Regions from separate parts of the Mus musculus genome. Here region 1 is linked to region 2. A link is a loop called in an ENCODE intact Hi-C map of the cell type or tissue named here. Cell type or tissue: left cerebral cortex. All regions are shown on one strand. Each heading gives the region's core, and the rest is flanking DNA. Links, peaks and the distances in the headings are about the cores only. Region 1 holds the start of Gm30892 (a long non-coding RNA gene). Region 2 overlaps E430016F16Rik (RIKEN cDNA E430016F16 gene).

Region 1 (11,371 bases), core at 1,362-9,361, 72 kb after region 2:
CTTTTGTTATTATAAAAATGACCCTTTTACCTCTGAAGTAGCCCTTAACTTTTCTGATAGTAATATCAGTCTTCCAATGCTAAGTCTTTATAATTGTTTTAGTTTTCAATCCTTTACCTTCAACCCATGAGTGTTTTCAGACTTAAAGTGGACTTATTGCAGAGATCATATAGTTGGGCTGTCTTCGTATTTACCACTGGACACCTCTGTCTTTCCATTGGAGTGTTTATTCCAAAGACATTTTTAAAATATACTGATGGTCTCCCACATGGGGTGGATTTTTTTTCCACCAATTTATTTACTCACTTTACATTTTGCACCCTTTTTTTTAATTCACCATTGCTCTCATCAAACACACCAGAAGAGAGCATCAGACCCCATTGCTGATGGTCATAAGCCACCATGTGGCTGCTGGGAATTGAACTCGGGACCTCTGGAAGAGCAGTCAGTGCTCTTAACCACTGAACCATCTCTCCAGCCCTCACTTTACATCCTAATCACAGCTCCTCTCTCCTCCCAGCCCTCTGCTCACATGGCCACTCTCCTTACACTCCTCTCACCCTGCTTCTCCTCTGAGAAGCAGGAGGCCCTCTCTGGGTACCAACCCACCCTGGCATATCAAGTCACTACAAGACTAGACACATCCTCTTCCACTTAGGCCAGACAAGGCAGCCCAGTCAGGGGAGCAGGATCCACAGGCAGGCAACAGAGTCGGGGACAGCTCCTCCTGCTTCCAGTTGTTGAGATGAAGATCAAACACCACATCTGCTGCATTTGCTTGGGGGTGGGGAACACTAGGTCCAGCCTGTGCATGCTCTTCGGTTGGGGGTTCGGTCTCTGGGAGCCCCCAAGGGTCCAGGTTAGTTGACTCTACTGATCTTCCTGTGGAGTTTCTATCCCCTCTGGGTCCCTCAATCCTTTGCTTTAATCCCAGCACTCAGGAGACAGAGACAGGAAGATCCCTAGATTCAAGGACAACCTGGACTACAGAACAAGTTTCAGGATAACCAGGGCTGCAAAAAACAAAAAAACAAACAAAAAAACTCTAATTCTGTCTCACAAAGACAAGAAAAAAAAAAACTTTCTTAGGAACTAGGCAATGTTTAAAAAACAACAACAACAACTTTATTTGGTCATCTCATTGCTATTCCCCTAAGCAATCCTATAAGCTATTCCACACTGCTATCCCCCGCTGCTACCACCCTAAGTTATGCCCCTTTGCATTAATTTTGGTGGCTTTCTGATTATGACACACACCATAAAATTGTCACCGTCTATTTTGTATATATAGTTTTTTTTTCTATCTATTCATTCCTGTCTCTACTGGATAGTTTTGTGTGTCAACTTGACACAGGCTGGAGTTATCACAGAGAAAGGAGCTTCAGGTACGGGAATGCCTCCATGAGATCCAGCTGTGTGGCATTTTCTCAATTAGTGATCAAGGGGGGAGGGCCCATTGTGGGTGGTGCCATCCCTGGGCTGGTAGTCTTGGATTCTATAAGAAAGCAAGCTGAGCATGCTAGAGAAAGCATCCAGTAAGTAACATCCCTCCGTGGCCTCTGCATCAGCTCCTGCTTCCTGACCTGCCTGAGTTCCAGTCCTGACTTCCTTTGGTGATGAACAGCACTGTGGAAGTATAAGCTGAATAAACCCTTTTCTCCCCAGTTTGCTTTTTAGTCATGATGTTTTGTGCAGGAATAGAATCCCTGACTAAGACACTGTCTATGTATTTTCTTCTAAGTGCATAATTGATAGTATATTAAATTTCAAGAATTGTCTTTTTAAGATTTTAATATCATAACTTTATATTTCCTATATTACCATTTCCAGGATAATTCATTCTGCTCTGTAAACCTGAGTTTCCACCTGGCATTGTTGTCCTTGAACTTCAAGAACTTCTTTGAGCATACTGCTTAGGTGAGACCTCGAAGCTTTAATCTGTCTAATACCTTAATGTTAAATGCCAGCCCAGTCTCCACTAGAACTTTATTAACAAGTCAGTCGTCAACCTAATCAATCATTAATTAATCATTATTAACCATTTATTAACAAGTCAGTCCCCAACCTTATTGTTCATTATTCCTTTGCAAGCTTCCTTTTTCCATTTTTTTAAAATTTGGATACTTTAGAAACTTTCCCCAGTATGATTTCCTTTTGTTAGATTAACAATATAGTATTTTATTTGGAAGTTTATTTGACCTTTTACATTGATGATTTGCTAATTTTGATTAAAATTTGAACAATCTTGACCAGTGCTTGTTTAAATATTTCCCCTACTGACTGATACCTTATTCCTTTTTTCTGTAACTCCATTTATTCATATTCTGAACTTGTTCATATTCCTTTTAGTGGTTTTTTAAGCTCTATTTTTAAAATAGTGTGTGTGTGTGTGCAAATCTGTTCAGATCCTTTCTGTTAAACTGACTTATTCTCTTCTTCATGAGATTCATCTTTTCCATTACACTTATTTTAAGGCACTTGTTTACTGAAATTAGGATCCGGACCATTCTGGGCTTTTTCTATTGGTTGATTTTTCTCATTTTCCTTTCTTCTTATCATAATAATAATAATATTTAATTATGTCTTAGCGGTACCCTGTAGAGACTGATGCTGTTATCTTTCTTTGAAGATATTGAGTTTTGTTCTTACAAGCGGTTAAACAGGAGGATGATCTCCATCGTGTGGAGCCTTTAAGCTTTGTTGAGTAATCCTCTCTGCTTTCCCCCACAGCTTATGGAATAATTGTTAGCTCCTATAAATGGTCCTTACCCTCCAGACATTGGCTCTTCCTGAATATTATCAGAAAGCGTTATCAAGCCTCTTTATCTCGCCAGACTCTGAACTCTAAATCGTGTATCCGTGGCACTGGGGAGCTATGTGATGCATGCTTACCAAGGTCCTCAGAACTCTCTTCTGGAGAGTCTTGCATGTGTCTTCACAAGTATGAAAGTTTTGAGAATTTGAAGAGAGTTTATATATAGACTTGGGGTTCCCTCTAGAATGACTCTTTTCCTGTATATTCACTTCCCTTAGCAGATTCGCACCCCAACCTCTGCCCAACGGGGAAATTCGCAACCCAGGAAACTCTATCATGTACACTGACAAAATTGAGGATGTCTTCAGCAAGAAGAGTAATAAACGTGAATTTCTCACACACACACACACACACACACACACACACACACAGCATCACCTTCATTCTATGTCTCATTTGGGTCATTCTACTGTGCTTTCAAATATGTTCAGCTTTCCCCACCCCCCCCCAAGATTTTAAAAGTACTGTTTGTGGGAGAGAGAGATAGTTTGCCTATAACCTGAGGCCAGAACTCAATTGAAATTGTGCCATGGCAGGGAGTGGAGGAGCAGAGGACATCTGAACATCAGGTGTCAGCCCGATCACTCTCCACCTTCTTTCCTTGAGATAAGGTCTCTCACTAGACCTAAAGCTAGACTAACAGCCAGAAAGCCCCAGTATCCTCCTGTCTACCCCTTACATAGCTGAGGTTACAGGTGTGGGCCACACCCAGCTTTGTGAATGGGATTTGAACTTATCCCCATGCAGGTACAGCTCGTGCTCACCCTCTTGAGCCACCTCCTAAACCCCCCTTGAAATCTTTGAGCACACAACTTAAACCACATTCTAGTCAGCAGTCCAAATATCTCACCATTTGAAACCTCCATCTTCAGATTTTTATCATTTTCTGGCTAGTTTTTATGTCAAGTTGACACAAACTAGAGTCATCTGAGAGAAGAAAACCCCAATTGAGAAACTGTCTCCATAAGACTGGACTGTAGGCAAGCCTGTTGGGCATTTTCTTCTTTTCTTTTCTCTTCTTTTCTTTTCTTTTCTTTTCTTTTCTTTTCTCTTCTCTTCTCTTCTCTTCTCTCCTCTCCTCTTCTCTTCTCTCCTCTCCTCTCCTCTCCTCTTCTCTTCTCTTCTCTTTTCTTTTCTCTTCTTTCCTTTTCTTTTATTTTCTTTCTTTCTTTTGTATTTTATTTTATTTTTTACTTATTCACTTTACATCCCATTCACTGTCCCCCTCCCAGTCACCCCTTCCCACAATCCTCCCCTCATCTCCCCCTCTCCTTCTCTTCTGAGCAGGTGGGGACCCTCCTAGGCATCCCCACCGCAACCCTGGCTCTTCAAGTCTCTGCGAGGGTAGGCACTTCCTCTCCCATTGAGGCCAGACAAGTCATTCCAGCTAGAAGAACATATCCCACATACGGGTAACAGTTTTTGGGATAGTCCCTGCTCTAGTTGTTTGGTACCCACATGAAGTGATTGATGTAGGAGGGCCTAGCCCACTATGAGTAGGCTCACACTTAGACTAGTTATCCTGGGTTCTATAAGAAAGCAGGCTGAGAAAAACATGAGGAACAAACCAGTATGCAGCACTCTGCCATGGCCCCTTCAAGCTCCACTCTTGCCTCCAGATTCCTGCCCTGTTTGAGTTCCTTCCCTGACTTCCTCTGATAAACAGTGACACGCTGTGGAAGCCTAAACAGAATAAATTAAACCCTTTCCTCCCCAAGTTGCTTTTAGCCATGGTTTTTCTTAGAGCAATAGAAACTCTAACTAGGACAGTTGGTAAGTGTACCAACATCCTTCCAGTAAGGTCAATTTTGGTGAAATTAGCTAGGGCAAGTTCTCTTAATTAAGGGCTCTGACCAATTTCTAGGTTGTACGCTGACCTGTGTGTTCCTCAAGTCTTGCGTGGCTTTAATGACACCACCATACCAAACAGGCACATGGCTCTCCATGAAAGCAACCAAACTCAGTAACTTCCACCTTTAACTTTTTCAATTTTTAATTAGCATCTTGGCTTAAAATATCCCAGTTTTATAATGATCGTATTTCTGTGCACAGCTAAGGATATTCCTGCTGGGTACCAGTAAATCATTTTACCCACAGGTTCTGGACAGTCCTTCACTAACACCTTCACTTTGCCTCCTTATTGGTCAGAATTCTTCTTCTTTGCATCAGGAGTGAAGGTCTAAAGCATCGTCACCAAACCATCTGCCTTACTCCCCACCTCCGTACATAGCATACACATGCACATGCCCACACACAGAAACGCACGCCTTCCCTAGACAGTGAAGGCGGCAGTTCCAAACGTTCACACCCTTTCCTCACAGTGACAGGCAGAGAGAATCTCAATTAGTCGAGGAGAAAAATAGATGTATATTTCAAACAAGGTGTATGACAGAAGACGCAGAACTCACAGTGAGGATGTTGGGAAAGCCAGAAGGCTGATCTGGGGCATTTCCAGACATCTTTCTGAGCTTTATGGAGTTAGTGTATCAGCCAATTGTCTTCTGAGTTCTCAAGTTCTGCATTTGCTGGTAAAGGTGTTAACAGCCCTCTTATTTACTCAGTAAACATCAAATCATATGGTTTTTGTGCTCTGTTGTGTAAGATGTCTTCTGTCCCTTCCAGATGGGTTTTTCCTGGGAGAAACCAAAAATGAAAACAGGCAGAGTTTCATTATAACTGCGTTCCTGGATTACTCTTCCTGCTAAAAGTTGAGGAGATATGAAAATAAGGACAATGGGTGTGGGGGGTAGACAGAGTCAAGTTCAGCCTGCATTAAATCACTTGCTGTTTGCACGGCCCTGGGCTAGTCATGTATTAAAAATAATGGCTAACAAGGTGGGAACTGGCTCAAGGGGCGGTCCCAAGGTCTGACACTATTACTGAGGCTATGGAGCACTCACAAAAAGGGACCTAGCATGACCACACACCGGAACACCCAACAAGCAGCTGAAAGAATCAGAGGCAGATATTTGCACCCAACCAATGGACAGAAGCAGCTGACTCCTGTTGTTGAATTAGTGAAGGCTGAAAGAAGCTGAGAAGAAGGGCAGACCAGTAGTCTCAATTAATCTGGACCCCTGACATCTCTCAAACACTGGACCACCAAACAGGCAGCATACACCAGCTGATATGAGGCCCCCAACACACATACAGTGGAGGACTCCTGGGTCTGTGTTCATTCAGAGATGATGCACCTAACCCTCAAGAGACTAGAGGTTCTAGGGAGTTTAGAGGTCGTGTGGGGTGGGGGGTGGGGGGGTGGAGACATCCACGTTGAGACAGGAGAGTGGGGAGGAGGTATGGGATGTGGAACAGTTGGAGGGTGGACAGGGGGAGGGGAATAAAATATGGAGTGTAAAATAATAAATTAACTAGTTAATTTTTTAAAATAATAATAATGGCTAAGATACATGTAACAGTAAGAACTATGCATTGTTTATTTAAAACACTTTAAAAGACTAATTCCACTTAGTCTTTATAATTACCTTCTGAGGCAAATACTAATGTTACTCTTTTATCACAAATAAGGAAACGGCACTGAAACATTATCTGAGTGCTACTGTAGTAGACTGCAGCCTTCAGTCGTGCTGTTGGGTCCTTGGCTTCGTAGATGCTTGGCACCGAGCGCAAGCAGCAGCAGAGTGCTGTCTGTAACAAATGACCTCATGGCTGGACCTGTCTTTTGCCGACATCAACTCTGGTTTGATGATTTACAAGCTAGCTTCTTCTAGAAATTCTAGGAGGTGGCCAATATGTAACATTTATTTTCTATTATATAAAATATCTCATGGGTTTTTGTGCTTTAAGCATCATACATTTATTATCTCAAATTTTCCATGGGTCGAAAGTCTAGTCCATCTTTGCCAGTCCCTGGATTGGGGTTTCACTGAAATATAGGTGACATCCGCTGTCTCCTCATGGAGAGGCTTGGTTGGGAATGGCCCTCTAGCAAGGCCCGCCAGCTTGTTTGCCAAATCAGTTTTTCTTATGACCTTATGGCTGAAGTTGCTATATCGTTGTGGATTTTGTGGTACTGGGGGGTTGAACTTAGTATCTTGTGTAGTGCTAGTCTCTGTATTTTAACTACCAAGCCATTTCTACTTCCCACTTCTAGAGGAAGTCCTTGACACATGACCTTCTCTGCAATAAGTCCGGTTGTTTCTTTAAAGCCAGAAGGAGGACAGCCACGACTAGTTCTCGCATGTTTTAAGGTACAGCCTAATTAGGTCACACTCACCTAGAATAGCCTCACTTTTATTAAGCATAGTCAGCTATCAACAATCACGATTATGGCAGCCAGATTCTTTTTTCCTATGATGTAATTCCATGGTATCTTGTCATGTTCAAAGTCTCCACCCACACTTAAGGAAAGCGATCAGATGGGGCAAGCAGGGCAGTGATGAAGGACCCTGGGGATCATCCTAGAGTACAGCCTACCACATAGACTATTCTCATTCCTTTTCCACTAACCCTTGGCAACGTGGATTCTGTTGTCCTCAGCAGAACCTGCTACCCAGCAGCAAACAGTACAGGAAGCAGATCTCTGAGGAAAGGTGGATGCAAGACTAATAGGCTGTCCAGTCTGATGGCATGGGGATCCAGCTATGAATAAAGGATGCAACATCGCCAGCCTAATATATGTCATGACAAAAACTGTTCCTTAAATGTGGTCTGGGGCTACCTGGAATGCAGAGTGCAGAATGAAGGCTTTGGGGGCGACAACAGCAGCATTGACAGAATCTCATCAGGGCTTGAGAAGTGCAAAGACTGTAGAGTAGACTGGTGATTCATAACTGCACCGGTGAGCTTCGAGAGTAGAAACGAAAGGCAGGGCTTTTACGTTTTCAGCCCAAAGTAGTCAGAGCACTGAGTTTCTATGGCTACTCGGGGAAAAAAAGAAATTCTTTTGAGTTGCTTATCTCTAGCAAGGCTTGTGTTACTAAAAGCCAGACTGAGTCTAAGCCTGGGGCTATGGTTTGCCGAGCTGCACTGGAGCTCAGACTCAAGACCTTAGCATGTCTTTTGGAAGGGCAGTTGTTACAATACAGTAAGGCCCCCAGGACTGGGGTAGTGCTGTTCTGCAGCATCCGAGCATCCTAATCCCTAAGACCCACTGACCTTCTCCTCCTCTGAGTCATGAAATAGGTCGCACCTTATGCAAAGTTCCTGAAATGACCTTATGTGAGACAGCCACACTGTAAGGGTTCTCCTTACAACCTCCTCCACCCTCACATTTAACTCCAGATCCATAATGGGGACCAAATCAGAGGAGGCCGATTCCAAAGTCACACCTGGCAAGCACTGTTCTTTTAAGGATCCTTTCTATAATTTGTTACAACGTCATACCTGAAAGAGAATGATCAATGTGGTAAAAATGAAGGATGTTTCTGTTTAAATCATCATGAATACAAGGAAAGGTCCTGGTTCTTGGGAAGGTGAAATAATCTCTCTGCATCCTGTGCTTCCTGGCTAGCGTGTGTATGAAACCCAGACAGTGTGCATGAGACTTTCTGGGGTCCCTAGAAAGAAAGTAGTAGAAATCAGGGCTTAGGTCAGAGCTCACAGCATGTTCTAGGTTTCCGATGATCTCCCCAGCCTGAATTGCAGAATCCCAGAAACCAAATGCATGGACAGGAAGAACCAAAGGAGGAGGCACCGAGCTCTTTGTGAAAGATGAAAATAGAGAGCTCCAGGGATGAGCTTAGTGGGTAAGAGCATTGTCTCTTCAAGCATTAGAACCTGAGTTTGAATCTCTAACATTCACATTAAACTCTGGGCATGGCTGTGTATGTAGGTAAGCACAGGCTTGGAGAGAAGAGATAGGCAGGTTCCCCAGAACTGGCCAGCCCTCCTAGCAAAAGTGGCAGGCTTCGGATTTAGTGAGACCCTGCCTCCAGGCAACAAGGCAGAGAATGATGGCACTGAGCACAGAGCACTCAGCATCTTGCTCCAGGCTCTGTACACTCACAGGTGCACACAGCAGCACAGCCAGGTACACGTAACACACACACACACACACACACACACCACATCAAGAGGAAAGAAAGGAAAAAAGGAAGGTAGGGAGTTTGTTCAGGGAACATGAGAAATTTCTGCTTCCCTGTCAACCTCCAGCTCCTGTTAGCCATGTAATCATTCCCTGATGCTCCAGTTCTCAGGTGTTGGCATGATGTTGTGACATGAGAAAGTGACAGTGGATATTTGTAGGAAACTTACACTTTCCATCAGAGGCAGCATCAAGGGGATGAGGGAACCCTACGGTTTTTATTTCTATCTCTTTCCTTTTGTTGCTTAGCTTCAGTCAAAGTAGCCGTAACTATGGCCCCAGCTTTCTGAGCATCAATATTACAAGTACCAAGGACCTGAAAGGTCACAGAGAAAGAGAAGGGTCCAGAAAACTGATCCTACAACATTGTCTTTAAATGCCAGACTCAGTCCTGAGCTTCATGTGTACAGATCAGACCCTCAACAGCAGACCAAAGACTAAGGCTGAAACCCTAAGACAGACCACTAATGGCCCAGCTATCCATCTGACTAGCACAGCCCTGGGGTGTGGCTTTGTGGTGGAGTGATTGCCTAGCATGCACAAGGCCCCAGGCTCCAGCAGCAAAGACTGACAATCCAACAAGCGTTGAAATGGTGCATAAGAGGCCTCACTGCCATTGCCCAATCAGGTCATATGCTTGTTAAAACCAAAACACTAACAGTCTCCATGGAATTTACAAGAGACCCCCCCCAAAAAAATCCCCTAATGTGATATTTTAAATGTTCAAGATGTAATCCAAAATTATTCAACATTAAGAAAAAAAAAAAAAAACCCTCAACTCACTGGGCAAACAATCAAGAGACACCAGTGTAGGGATGTCACTTATGTTGGAAATGGCAACGGCTTTAAAGTAGTTCTTACAAAGCCGCTTCAGAAGTCAGGACCCATTCAAATCAAAAGATAGACATCTTAGGCCAAAAGAAATAGAAGACATTAAAACATAGATATTCTTAAAACTGAGAGACATGTGCACAAATTTAAAAGCTCATGGAATGGCTCCGCCTCAGAATTCAAAGAGTCAATGGATAAAACTATTGTTTCCTCTCAAATGGCTTTACATTTTAATATAATTCTACCTCAAATCTTGACAGGAATGTCTATAGATAAAGCAGGCTAATTGTGACATGTGTGTGGAGTGCAAATGTGTAATAATCAAGGCAGTCTGAAATGAAAAATGCAGTTGTGAGATACACATCACCTACTGAGGGTTTCCCAGAATTTTGGAGGCAGAGGCAGGCAGATTTCTGAGTTCGAGGCCAGCTTGGTCTACAGGGTGAGTTCTAGGACAGCCAGGGCCACACAGAGAAACCCTGTCTCGAAAAAGGAATAAAAGAAAAAAAAAATGTCTCAGATTTCTCTGACTGTGATACAGTAACTGATACCAGAGGATCCTGGGAAACAGCTAGGATATAGGTCAGTATGACAGAATGGCAGGACCAGAAACCAAAACTCACACATAGACACATAGAGAAAGAATGGATTATTATCACGGGCACAAAAACAGATCACTAAAGCTATAGTTTAGTTACATCTCTCCCTCCCCTTCCCTCCCTCCCAGCCCTCCCTCCCATATGCCCCTCCCCCACTCTCCTTCAAATTCATGGCCCCTATTTTCACTAATTCACAACATATTTTTTTAAACCCCCAGAATTATTAGAAACCTAAATATAAACTTCTAGAAGAAAACACAAGGGAAAAAGTGTGACACCAAAAGTGGGATCCGTAAGGAAAAGTTGACTTTACCTAAATTGTGGACTTATTCTGTGATGGGCATTGTTAACACACTAAAAAGGTAGTTTATAAGCCAGAAGAAGGTATATTCAAACCATACATCTAATAAATATTCCATATCTAGACTTTTATAACTATCAAAAATCCATTAAAAAAAAAAACCAGATAACGCAGGACTCGATGATACTCTGGCTGCGCACCTTCACCCTTCAATGTAATGAGTTGTTTCTTCGTCACTGGTGTAGGCGCTAGAGAGCAAGAGCTGGCTCCTGGGCCCCCAGACTGACTGTGTGCCATCCTGAGACCAGAGGAGCAGTTCTTGACTGGTAGGGACTGGGGAGGTGACTATGGCAGTCAAATCCAGAAACCTTATTCTGTAGCTCTGCCCCCTGTTGTACATAGAGCTGTTTCTCTGGTATACAATGAACCCTCCAGGCAAAAGGCCTGTGCCATTCTGACAGATAATACGAAAGCCTTCCTGGCACTGGGATTAAAGATGTGTGCCATCAAAAACCAAAATCCAAAAAACAGACAACCCAATCATAAAATATAGAAAATGCTTGGACAGAGAGGACATGCAGAGATCAAAACTAGCATGTGAAAAATATATAATAATCCATTAAGGAGGCAGAAACTAACACCAGGCTGTGAGACACACCTACTAGAATATCTACATGAAAAAGAAACTGTTAACACCAAGTGTTAAGAAGAAAGGTAGCAACCGACACCCTCAAATGTGGTCAGGGCATGTTCTCATGCTAGCAAGCAGGGTAGCAGTC
Region 2 (11,371 bases), core at 1,644-9,643:
TTCTGGCTCATTAGATAATCCTGTAGATGGTTTTCTTTGCCGTCACCACCTTAGAAACCTCTTTTTAATTTCTTTAGAAAAATGTTTAAAAATTTTTTTTAAATGAAAGGGTTAGAAGTGAAGAGGGCAGCCTGGTCTAGGAGCAGGAAGCAGAAAAATGCCTGCCCTGGCCTCATCTTGGCTTGGCTTGCTTTCCTTTCCCCCACTCTGGCTCCCACCTGGACCTTACTCTCGGCTCGCTCCCTCCATCCTTTTCTCTTGGAAATGACTTCACCTGACAGCTATGGATTTGGATTTTTTTTTTAACCAATTACTTATGCCCAGTGAGAAAATAGGTTTTTAATGTCTGTCCTTGCTCTGCACAGCCTGGCTATCTCCCAGCAAAACAAGGTGACAGTGTCTGCTCTATGGATGATCCCAGACCTTTGCTGGTCAGTGTGCAGGCCAAGCTGGGGGATGTGGTGTGTGTAGATGAGGAAACCAAGAAGGACCAGAACAGAGAGCATCCTCAGGGCCAGTACTCGGAGACAGAGGGGACCCCAGCCTGTGAGCTCTGAACCCCCTCATTGTCCAGTTCAATACTCACTCGGCCTCGATTAGTTTGAAGATGTATGGACCATTGCCCTAGGCCAGGAACTTTATAAGTGTTTTGCATATATTAACATGCAAAACCTTAGGTATGACCTGGTAAGATAGATGTGGTTATCATGTCATTTTACAATAAGGAAAAATTAAGGCTCCTGAGAAGCTTAATATAGCATCCAAAGTCACCAATCTAGCCCACTCTTTAGCTGGGACAGCACTGCTCTAGAATTTCTAAATTATCCCAATACACTGCCTGGACATGGTGCCTGTATTAGTCAGGGTTCTGTAGAGTAACAGGACTTATAGAATTAACAAAGACAGACAGACAGACAGACAGACAGACAGACAGATAGATAGATTCTATATATAAAATGTAAGCATATATATGAATATATACTTATTAGAATTACTTATAGGTGCAGTACATCTAGTGTAACAGTAGTTGGCTATGAATAGAATGTCCAAGAGTTATTCAGTCCATGACAAGATTGGATGTCTCAGCTGATCTTTGGGACATACTGGAATCCCAAATATGTCATTCTAATGCCAGGGAAGAAATGGACATGCTAGCAAGGGTGAGAACTACCAGGCGAAAGGCAAAAGCTTCCTCCAGCCTCACCTTATACAGGCTTCTGACAGGTGTGGTCCAGATTAAAGGTGTGTCTTCCCTGATCAAGATCTGGGATTAAAGGCGTTGCTATTCTCAATAGATCTGTATTAAAGGTGAGTCCCCCTACCCCAGAGATCCAGATAGGAAGTTGATCTTCCTACTTCAAATGAAGTAAAAACCTCTCACATGTATGCCTGCCATTTTCAGATTTTAGTTAATTACAAATGTAGTCAAGTTGACAGCCATGAAAGCCACCACTGTCCCTTGATCCTGAAAAAGTACCCTGATACCTCTTAGGAGGCTCAGCAAGGTCCTGACTGAGTTCTTACCTCAAAAGATGTCAGTCTTCTTTCTAAAGTGGCACACAGGCTGCTAAGGGCTGTAGACTAGGGTGGCACAGAGTGCCAGAGAAAATTGAGGAGCAGAGAGTTCTATTTGCTCCTTGGGAAAGGAGAGACAGATTGGAACAGGCTACAGAAAGAGGCTGCATCACCCAGACCCTGAAGACTGAGACAAGAAAACTGAAGTCAGAGGGGAGTAAGCAGAAACAGAGTGGGCAGACTGTAAATGAAGGTCGGAGAACTAAGGGACCTGGTGGGCTAGGCTCACAAGCTTCAAATGTGTCTGAGGATTTGTTGCACAAATATCACTTTAGGTCAGTGTCCTCTAACCAGGGGAGAGTTTGCCTCTCAGCTAACTTTGGACAATATCTGCAGGCTTTTATTGTCACAGTGAAGGAAAAAGGCACTATGGGTGTCTAGTGTACAGAAACCAGGGATTCTGTTAGGCAGTGTAAGGAATTACCCATCCCCAAGTCCCAACAAGGCTGGAGGGGAGACACCATAGTGCAAAGAGGCAATGATGCCATCACCTTTGGAGGAAAACAAAACTGGCTCTAGATGAAGACATTGGGAAAGGGTTGGTGGAGAAGGGGGTGCTGAGAGGCTCACAGGAACGGTCTGGGAGGACTAGTTGGGCAGAGAAAAAGAGATGCCCAAGAAAGTCCAGAGAGTGAGAGCTGAGCCTGGGAGGCAGCTAGGCAGAGAGTGCTGGGCCTGCACAGTTTGGCAGTGTGGACGGTTCATAGGAAGGAAGATGATGAAAGCTTTGGAAAATGTCTTCCACGGTACAGTTCATTACCCTAACAGCAATTTAGAAGGATTCCATAAGGCAATGGGGGAGCCACTGAAGGGCTTGGAGCACCAAGAAATGGGATCAGAGATGCTTTAATTAATCAGGACTTAATTAATTAATCAAGCAGCGATACACAGACTGGGGGAAGGGAGCCCCACTAGGAGGCCATTTCAGTGCTCCCAGCAGGAGTCTTAGCCACCCCCAACTGGAGAGTAACAGCCCCGTTCCACCTGCTGGAGGAGTGTCCCCTGAGCCGTGCTCAGAGCTAAGCACAGGATACAAGCCAGAACCACTGCTCCATAGGAGACAGCACAAACTGAGTGCTTGTCAATTAATTTAAATTTTAAATGCAATTTGATATTTTAATTTGTTAAAACAAGCACGTGTTGCTCCTGTAATCAAAAAAATATATAAGAATGTCTTTAAAAATGGAAGCCAAAATTTATGCACAAAGATCTCATTACAGCAGTATCTGGGGTAGCAACCTGTTTGCCATCAGGGGATCACCAGCTACAGGCCCTGCAATGGGTATTTTACATGAAAACAGTAGATGTATGCCCTTGAAGAATTGAACATAATAACTGTATTAGTCTTTTTCGATTACTATAATGGAATACCTGAGACGAAAAAACTTTATAAAGAAAAAAAAAATGTGGTGTGTGTGGTGGTACAGGCCTTAAACCTAGTACTTAGGAGCAGAGGCTGACAGATTTTGACAATTTCAAGGCTGGTCTATGGAGTGAGAGCCAAGGCTACATGGTGAGACCCTGTCTCAAAACAAAACAATAACAACAACAAAAACAAGAACAAGAAGTTAAGTCACACTTGACAAGATAAGTCTCCAGATAGAGACATGGGCCACACACAGAGGAACTGCTCTAGATCCTTCTGAAGGTGTGCCTCCAGTGACCTAATGTCCTCCCTGCACAAAGCCCCATCTCTAAAAAGTCCCATTACTTCTTAATGCCACCACACTGAAAACCAAGTTTCCAGCATATGAACCTGTGGGGTGGTGAGTGGTAACAGTCATGCCAGCCATAGCTAAATACTGTCTAATAAATAAGATGTGCAGACAAGGGTGGGGATATAGCTCAGTTGAAAGAGTGCTCCTTTAGCATGTAGGAAGCCCTGGGTCCAATCTCAAAGCACACATAAACGACATGATGATGCTGCATACCTGTATTCACAGTGCTGGAGAGGTGGAGAAAGGAGAATCTGATATTCAAAATGTCATTGGCTGCAGAATGATGTTGAGGTCGGCTTTGGTTGCATTAGATCCTATTTTGAAAGAGAGAGTGGGTTGGGGGAGGGGGAGGAAAGGAGAGTACCCAATGAGTGAACTCATTGCAATTAGGAAGGAATAGCTGATCAGGACTGCGTACAGATGTGGGCAACCAAATGCTTACCTGGGTGCCTCATTGCACTGGATGGGCCTCCAAAGGGACTTGGATTTTGAACTGCAAGGTGCAGCTGAAACTGCTTCCCTCACCCTGCCCAACATTAGGTCCTGGAAGTTGAGAGTCTCTGGGAGGGAAGAAATGACTGAGCTGGAGGTCGGGAAGTGGGACACCGATCTATTGCCAGGAGCAGTAGGGCAAAGGAAAGCTTTTGTGAAGCCAGCAAGTCTTTACTGAGAGAATATTGTACAGCTCAGGCGCTCTCAAACAAAAGCCTGGAAGTCGCAGTGGCAAACAAAAACAAGCATTGCTTTCTTTCACTGCGAGTCTGAAGGTCAGCCTGAACTGGCTCTGCTTCACGCATCCCTCATGGGACAAGTAAGCCAGCCAAGAGGATTTTCTCAAGGCAATGACATAATCTCCAAAGGGCATGAAGCATGGCCAGCGGCAGCTTGCATCACCCGGCCAGAGCAGCCACGTGGCTTTGTGCAGAGTCGAGTGGCAAGGCAGTCTCCTCTTGCCCTTCTGTGAAAGGATTGACAAAGCTGCTAGCAAAGCACAAGCGTAGATTCGGTGTCTCTGCTGAAAGCGGTGGTGGCAAACCTGCACCTTGAGCCTGTCAGGTGCTGGCAAGTTCCTCCTCTGTAGCCCATGTGCTGGAAATGGGCCTTGTGGGACACAAAGAGTGGCTCTTTGAGATGAAAGCATGCTCACTCCTCGACCTTGAGGTTCTGAGATTGTGAGTGGAGTTGAAGAAGAAATGTGCCACCCGGGGATCCATCCCATAATCAGCCACCAAACCCAGACACTATTGCACAATGCCAGAAAGATTTTGCTGAAAGGACCCTGATATAGCTGTCTCGTGTGAGGCTATGCCAGTGCATGGCAAATACAGAAGTGGATGTTCACAGTCATCTATTGGATGGATCACAGGGCCCCTAATGGAGGAGCTAGAGAAAGTACCCAAGGAGCTGAAGGGGTCTGCAACCCTATAGGAGGAACAACAATATGAACTAACCAGTACCCCCAGAGCTCATGTCTCTAGCTGCCTATGTAGCAGAAGATGGCCTAGTCGGCCATCATTGGGAAGAGAGGCCCCTAGGTCTTGCAAACTTTATATGCCCCAGTACAGGAGAACACCAGGGCAAAGAAGTGGGAGTGGGTGGGTAGGGGAACAGGGTGGGGGGAGGGTATGGGGAACTTTTGAGATAGCATTTGAAATGTAAATAAAGAAAATATCTAATAATAATAATAATAAAAAGAAATGCGCCTTCGCTTACTAAAACTGTAACTGCCACATTCGTGATCTGTCTGGATGCAGATTTCTCTGGAAATCTTTTATTTTACTGGAAGTATCTGTTCTGAACCTAAGCTTAATGCTGACACCGCTTACCCTGGGCTTCTTTTTATCTATCTATCTATCTATCTATCTATCTATCTATCTATCTATCTATCTATCTATCTATTTTTGCCTCCCAGTGCCCTTTTAGTTTGGTAGGGCGACTGGGGTAGAAGAATCATGTAGCCCAGGCTGGCCTTCCTTCTGCCACCTCCCAAGAGATGAAATTACAGAATTTCCCTGCTACCTCCACTTTCAACTCCCCTTCAAGCATCTTTCTTCCCATTTCCTTTGACGATTTCCTTTCTTTATGCTCTCCTAAAATACGGTGTCCTTCAAAACTATGTTTTCAACTGCGTTTTCCCCTCCATATCCCGAGGAGTGACCTTCAGGGTACCTATAAACTCCAAGAAAATTATTTAACTTAAAAGTTTAAATTATTTAAACTTAATAAACGTCTCTCTGTTTGTTCATGTCTAGATTGAAGTCTATGGATTTGTCAGGATTCGTGAAACGTTCACCACTGGCAGAAGGTGACAGCACCATTCTGCCACCTTCCTGGTTAAGACCCATCTTCCTGTGGGCTTCAAGCATCCCTTCTTGCTCCCCTTCACAGCCTCCCCACCTTTCCCTACTCTTAATCTGCCTCCGTTCAGACTCCTCCCATCTTTCTGAGAAGCCTCACAGGCATCCCAAAACACATCCATGAGGGAACTCCAACAGAGAACCCATGTCTCCTGTCTTTATGGATGGCCAATTCATCACAGGGCCCTGACCTCTGGACAGACTCCACTGACTCATACCTTCTTTCTGCCTTACCTTCTGACAACTTAAATTGATGCCTCCTCCTCCTCCTACCTACTCGGCATCAATGCAGGGCCCCGCCCTCCTTCTCATAATCCTGACCCAACTATTTTCCATAGATCCAGTCCCTTAGTCATCTCACACAGCTATCTGGGTTCCTTCCAAAATCCTAGTGATTTTTTGTAAGTCTCTTGTCCACCCACTGCTTTTAGGGAAAGGTCTAAATAGAAGCTAATTGGGGGATAGTCTCCACCAAAAAAACCCTGCCCATCTCCACTTTCAATCCCTAACACTCTGTCTCTGGACCTTCCCCTAAGCAAGCCCACACTTCCCATCGCTCACCAATTTATTTCCTTGCCTAGTTCTACTTCTCCCAAAACAGCGAGTTTCATTGTTACCTCTTCTGTGTTGTGGACCTCAGGCTGGCTAGGTGCCTCTTCTTTAGACTCCAGTGGTATCAAACCACTGTAAAAGCTTCTACAAGACTACACTATCCATTGAGTTATAAACATTACATGAGCTAGACGCATGTGCTTGCCTCCCAAAGGTCGTATGTTCTATAAATGTTTGATAACTGAATATTAGATGGAATGGGTGAAGTGGTAGTTTTATTTGTTACCTGTCTTGTGATGTTGAGCAAGTCTGGTAACTCCTGAGGATATCAGTTTCCTTATCTGCAAAATGGAAACCATAATGAAAATACTGAGGTATATTAGACAATAAGTCTTGGGTCATCCACACAACTAAAGTCGAAATCACCAAAATATAATTCTTGAAACTATGTAGTTGCAAAAAAAAAAAATGTGAAAAGGGGGTGTAGAATAATTTAGTCAGCATGACTTCAACTGTCTACAAGGGACAGCTGTGAATAAACGCTCCCTCGCACATGCCTGGAGTGACAGAGCCAATATTTATCCTTGAGTGGTGGGACTGTGGTGACTTCATTTTATGCCCCCAGACTTGCCACATTTTTGTTAGTGAGCACGCAATACTTTATGATGAAAAGCTAAACTTTATTACCAAAAAAGAAGAAAGCAGTTTCTAAGAAAAGAAGCCGCATCCTCCTCACTTGGCAGTGTGTTGGATGCCGCCCAGCATTCCCAGGGAGGGAGCTCTTGCCTCCCTCCAGCACTTTTTGTTCTTCTACAAAGGCAGGTCCACTCCACTCTGTCCCTCCCTCCCACTGAGCTTGCAGCATCGCTGGGCAGCCAGGTCTGCAGAGAGAATGAACGCAAGCCTGGAGCATCTTTGTCTCTGGTCTTGTGATGAGAAGAGGAGAGCCACATACCCACAGTGACTTCAGCCCCTAATTGTTTGAACCCTTGCTGCGTGGTAGCAGACTCACAGACCCAGCCTTTGAGGAGTTCCCAGTTCCAAGGTTCAATCCGCCGAAGGTCTCCATGTCAGATCTCACTAAGAGTTGAAGACTTGCTGCATCAGAGCAACTTCAGACCCATAGCCTTGGGGCTTCCAGGAACTTGAACTCTCAGCCATTGCTGGTGGGAGCTGAAAGTGTTCCAATCTTTCTGTTGTGTGACCTTGAGGCTATTTCTAAGACTTTAATTAGGAAGGCGTATCTTAGCTAATTCTGCATCAACTTAATCAAGTCAAGGGATACCCAAAAAGCTGGTAAAACAAGGTTTCTCAGTATGACTGATTCCAGAAGAGCTATGTGTTAGGAGCATAAGGATAAAGCAGAGACACATTTCAGCAATATGAACAGGCCTCACCCAACCTACTGACAGCCCTAAGGAACAAAAGTCAATGAAAGTTTAAATGTTCTGCCTCTTCTTGAACTGAAACATCTACTTGCTTTGGCCCTTGAACGCTATAGCTCCGGGCTCCTGTGTCTTAGCCCTTCAGAGTCCAGCACATGCAGCAGAGGCTCCTACCTTATCTGTCCCCCAGTTCTCAGATTTTGGAATGCAGACCAAACTATGCCAATAGCTTTCCTGGTACCACGTGCAAATGGCATACCATGGGACTTTCAGTCTGTATGTGCCAGTTCCTGTTATAAATCTCTTCTATATTTATCTCTATCTAGTAGGTCCTGTTTCTCTGTAGAATCTTAATACACGTGGCAAATCAACATTCAAAAAAAATGCACATCAGTTATTGGCTCCAACCTGCAATCCCAGCTGCTATGAAGGTTGTGTTGTAAAGCAGGAGGACCACAAGATAAAAGGCCAGCCAGGGAAACTCCGTCTCAAAATAAAAAAATAAAACAGGGTGTGGCAGTGTGAATAGGAATGGCCCTCTTGGGCTCATAGGTTTGATTGCTCGGTCATGCCAAGGAGTGGCACTATTAGGAGGTATGGCTTTGTTGAAATAGGTGTGTCCTTGTTGGAGGAAGAGTACCACTGGAGTGGGATTCAGGATTTTAAATGATCAAGTCAGGCCCCAGGGTCTCGCTCTTCTTGATGCCTGAAAATCCAAAAGTAGAATTCTCGGCTCCTTCTCCAGCACCATGTCTGCCTGCCTGTCACCATGCTTCCACCATTAAGATACTGAACTAAACCTCTGAAAATATAAGCAAGCCTCAGTTAAATATTTTCCTTTATAAGAGTTGCCATGGTCATGGTGTGTCTTCATAGCAATGGAACACTGACTAAGACAGAGGGGATACTGGGAAAATGCTTGTTACCAAAGTATGAGAATCATAGAGCCCCAACATCCACATAATTGTTGGGCAGCAATGATGGCTCACTTGTAATCCCAGCACTTGAGAAGCTGAGACAGAAGTGCCTACCACCCCAGCAAGCTGGCTAATCAGAGTAACAGAACTGGCAAATTCTAGGTGCAGCTGAGAGACCCTGCCTCAAAATAAAAAGTAGAGTGTAACTGAGGATAAAGACACCTGGAATTAACATCTGACCTGTACATGCATGTGCACAAATGTGCCCATGTGATACACACATATATGCACCCACCTGCATACATATACAAAACAAACAAATAAATAAATTGAAAGAAAGAAAGAAAGAAAGAAAGAGAGAGAGAGGGAGGGAGGGAGGGAGGGAGGGAGGGAGGGAGGGAGGGAGGGAGGGAGGGAGGGAGGGAGAGAGAGAGAGAGAGAGAGAGAGAGAGAGAGAGAGAGAGAGAGAGAGAAAGAAACTAAGGATATAGCTTAGTGGTAGAGTACTTTCCAGGCATGTATGAGGCTCTAGGCTGACTCTCATGTAACACACACACACACTTTTTCAAACACTATGCATATTATTTTAATGAGGATAGTGCAAATTCCAAAATATTGATTAAATTTTAATGGTATTATTAAATAAATTAACAAATCACCATGCAACTGCCAAAATACCCAGGCAGTGGAGTAGTTAATTACACAGAAAGTATTAGAAGACTATTGTTACATTTGAAAGCAAGTTACAAAATAGTCACAGGGATAAATGTGTTCTAAATGTGTCTGTAGAATAGGATGCTTGAGGTAGGACAAACACAAAACTGTTAGCAGTTATTTCTGAGTAGCCAAATTTCAAATGACTTCTTTCTTCTTTGGGCTCATTTCTATTTTCTACACTTTCTTGCAATTAGTTCAGATCGCTTTCATAACAAGAAAAAACTTTATTTTAAAGAAAACCCATTTTAAGAGTTGCATTTTGACAAACTTCCAGTTCTCTTGAATCACTTTATGTCCAAGTTCCACACTGTAGATGGGATGCCTTTTCTTTCTTTCTGAAGTCCAACTTCTTCAATCTGAGAAAATAGGCTTCAAGCTCTCCCCTCAGTAAGAGAGCTTCTCACAGACTAGACAGACCATTTTCTCCTTATTAGGACAACAAGAGGAGTCCTGGGGCCATATTTATTTGCATCTCTCTCTCTCTCTCTCTCTCTCTCTCTCTCTCTCTCTCTCTCTCTCTCTCTCTCTCTCCCTCCCTCCCTCCCTCTCTCTCTCCCTCCCTCCCTCCCCCCTCTCTCTCTCCCTCCCTCCCTCCCTCTCCCTCTCTCTCTCTCTCCCTCCCTCCCTCTCCCTCCCTCCCTCCCTCTCCCTCTCTCTCTCTCCCTCCCTCCCCCCCCCTCTCTCTCTCACACACACACACACACACACACACCAGAGATGTATTTAATTGCAATGTAAGGTATGAGCACCAAGTGCCAAACACTCAACTACTCATTGAATGAAATGTCTAGGCATTTATGTTTCCTTACTCAACACTGCTATAATTCTAATGCAGATTATTCACTGCATAAGAAACCATCCCAGGTAGAAAATGGAGACACAAATTCTTGGTTCTGTTCACTAGACTGTGTTCCTCCTGCGGGACTCTATCCTTTAAGGCAGGAGAGATTCTTTTTAAATTCGCATGGTGGTGACCATCTTCTTGCCAACCTGGGCAACTGCAGCTTTGAGTCTTCTTAGGGAAGACATTTTTCTAATGTGTTTTATTAGAGAACAGAGGCCCTGTAGTCATCACAGCTTGCATTAAGAAATCAATATTGATTGCCCCATCCACCCACTCTGGTGGTTCCTATAAAGATAGTAAAAGTAGTCCCTTCTCTTAGTATCATGAGTAATCCACACTGTCAACTTGCCTGGACTTAGGATCATTTAGAAGACAGACCTCTGAGTGTTGGTGAGGGTGTTCACAGAGAGGTACAGTGGGGAGATAAGCCTGTATGTAGGTGTTATCACCCACAGGTGAGAACCCAGAGGTGAGAAGGGAGAAGCCAGCTGTTATGCAACTTTTTCTTAGCATTGGAAAGTTCCCTCCTGGAGGGAAGAAAGGAGCTCACAGAATGCAGAAAGTTCATGAAACTTACAAGGCTCAGGAAACCCAGAATCTATTGCTCAAGAGAGGAGGCTCTGGCTGGCTGGAGAGGGAGTTTCAAGCATACAGCCTGCATCAGTCATCACCTATGCTGGGCTGGCTTTTTGGCCATGCTGCTGTTGAATTGCCCATATTCTTCTAAGTGACACCAATAAAACCATTGGCTCACAAAGTTGGACCTAAGCTAAATTGTTTCCTCAGTTTGTACCCTATCTCAGCTAAATCCTGATAGAGAATGCAATGTGAACAGCTACTTCATGTTTCAGCAGCCATCATGGACTGTCTTTCATTATACTGTAAGCCAAATAAACCCTTCCCTGCAATGCTTCTTTTCAGGTATTTGTCTATAACAATGAGGAAACTAATGAATACACCTATAATCCTCAGGTCTTTCCTATAATCTCACTTACTACAACCTTACCCCTACCTTCTCTTGAAACAAATAGCAGTTTTTCCTTTTCTTTCTTGGTGGCTTATCAACCATGGCTGCATACATCCAGCTACCTCAACCACACCTTAAACCAATTTCACGGAATCTCAAGGGTGGGCTGCAGTCAAGGCTGAGAATAATTGACTAGAAATAACTCAAAGTTAAAAACAATTCTGAATGTCTGGGTTTGATACTGCAGCCCTTGAGAGCTAGAGAAACGGATCAGTGGTTAAGAGCATTGCTTGTGCGTTCAGAGGACCCAGCACCCCATGGCAGCTCACGATCATCTGG

What was found. Peaks named below come from ENCODE experiments on the same cell type or tissue, not always from the same donor. Only the 100,000 strongest peaks of a DNase experiment are listed, where the experiment ranks them.
Region 1: it touches region 2 in a loop (7-fold over the local background); 3 of 42 quality-filtered maps call a loop at or near these places.

What each region holds. Positions count from the first base shown.
Region 1 is chr7:78,726,490-78,737,860 of GRCm38, forward strand. It overlaps Gm30892 (a long non-coding RNA gene), which reads right to left and starts at 8,155. Exons shown (of 3, transcript XR_391631.1): 1 at 7,497-8,155; 2 at 5,224-5,448; 3 at 984-1,013. In left cerebral cortex, for the core only: no CTCF peak of the experiment used is centred there; DNase peaks (open chromatin) are centred at 5,085 and 7,560.
Region 2 is chr7:78,654,129-78,665,499 of GRCm38, forward strand. It overlaps E430016F16Rik (RIKEN cDNA E430016F16 gene), which reads right to left. Exons shown (of 11, transcript NR_015542.2): 7 at 6,489-6,543; 8 at 3,507-3,607. Among named protein-coding and RNA genes, the nearest start is that of E430016F16Rik, 58 kb to the right of the region's middle. In left cerebral cortex, for the core only: no CTCF peak of the experiment used is centred there; DNase peaks (open chromatin) are centred at 4,084, 6,024, 6,252 and 6,890; H3K27ac peaks cover 703 bases.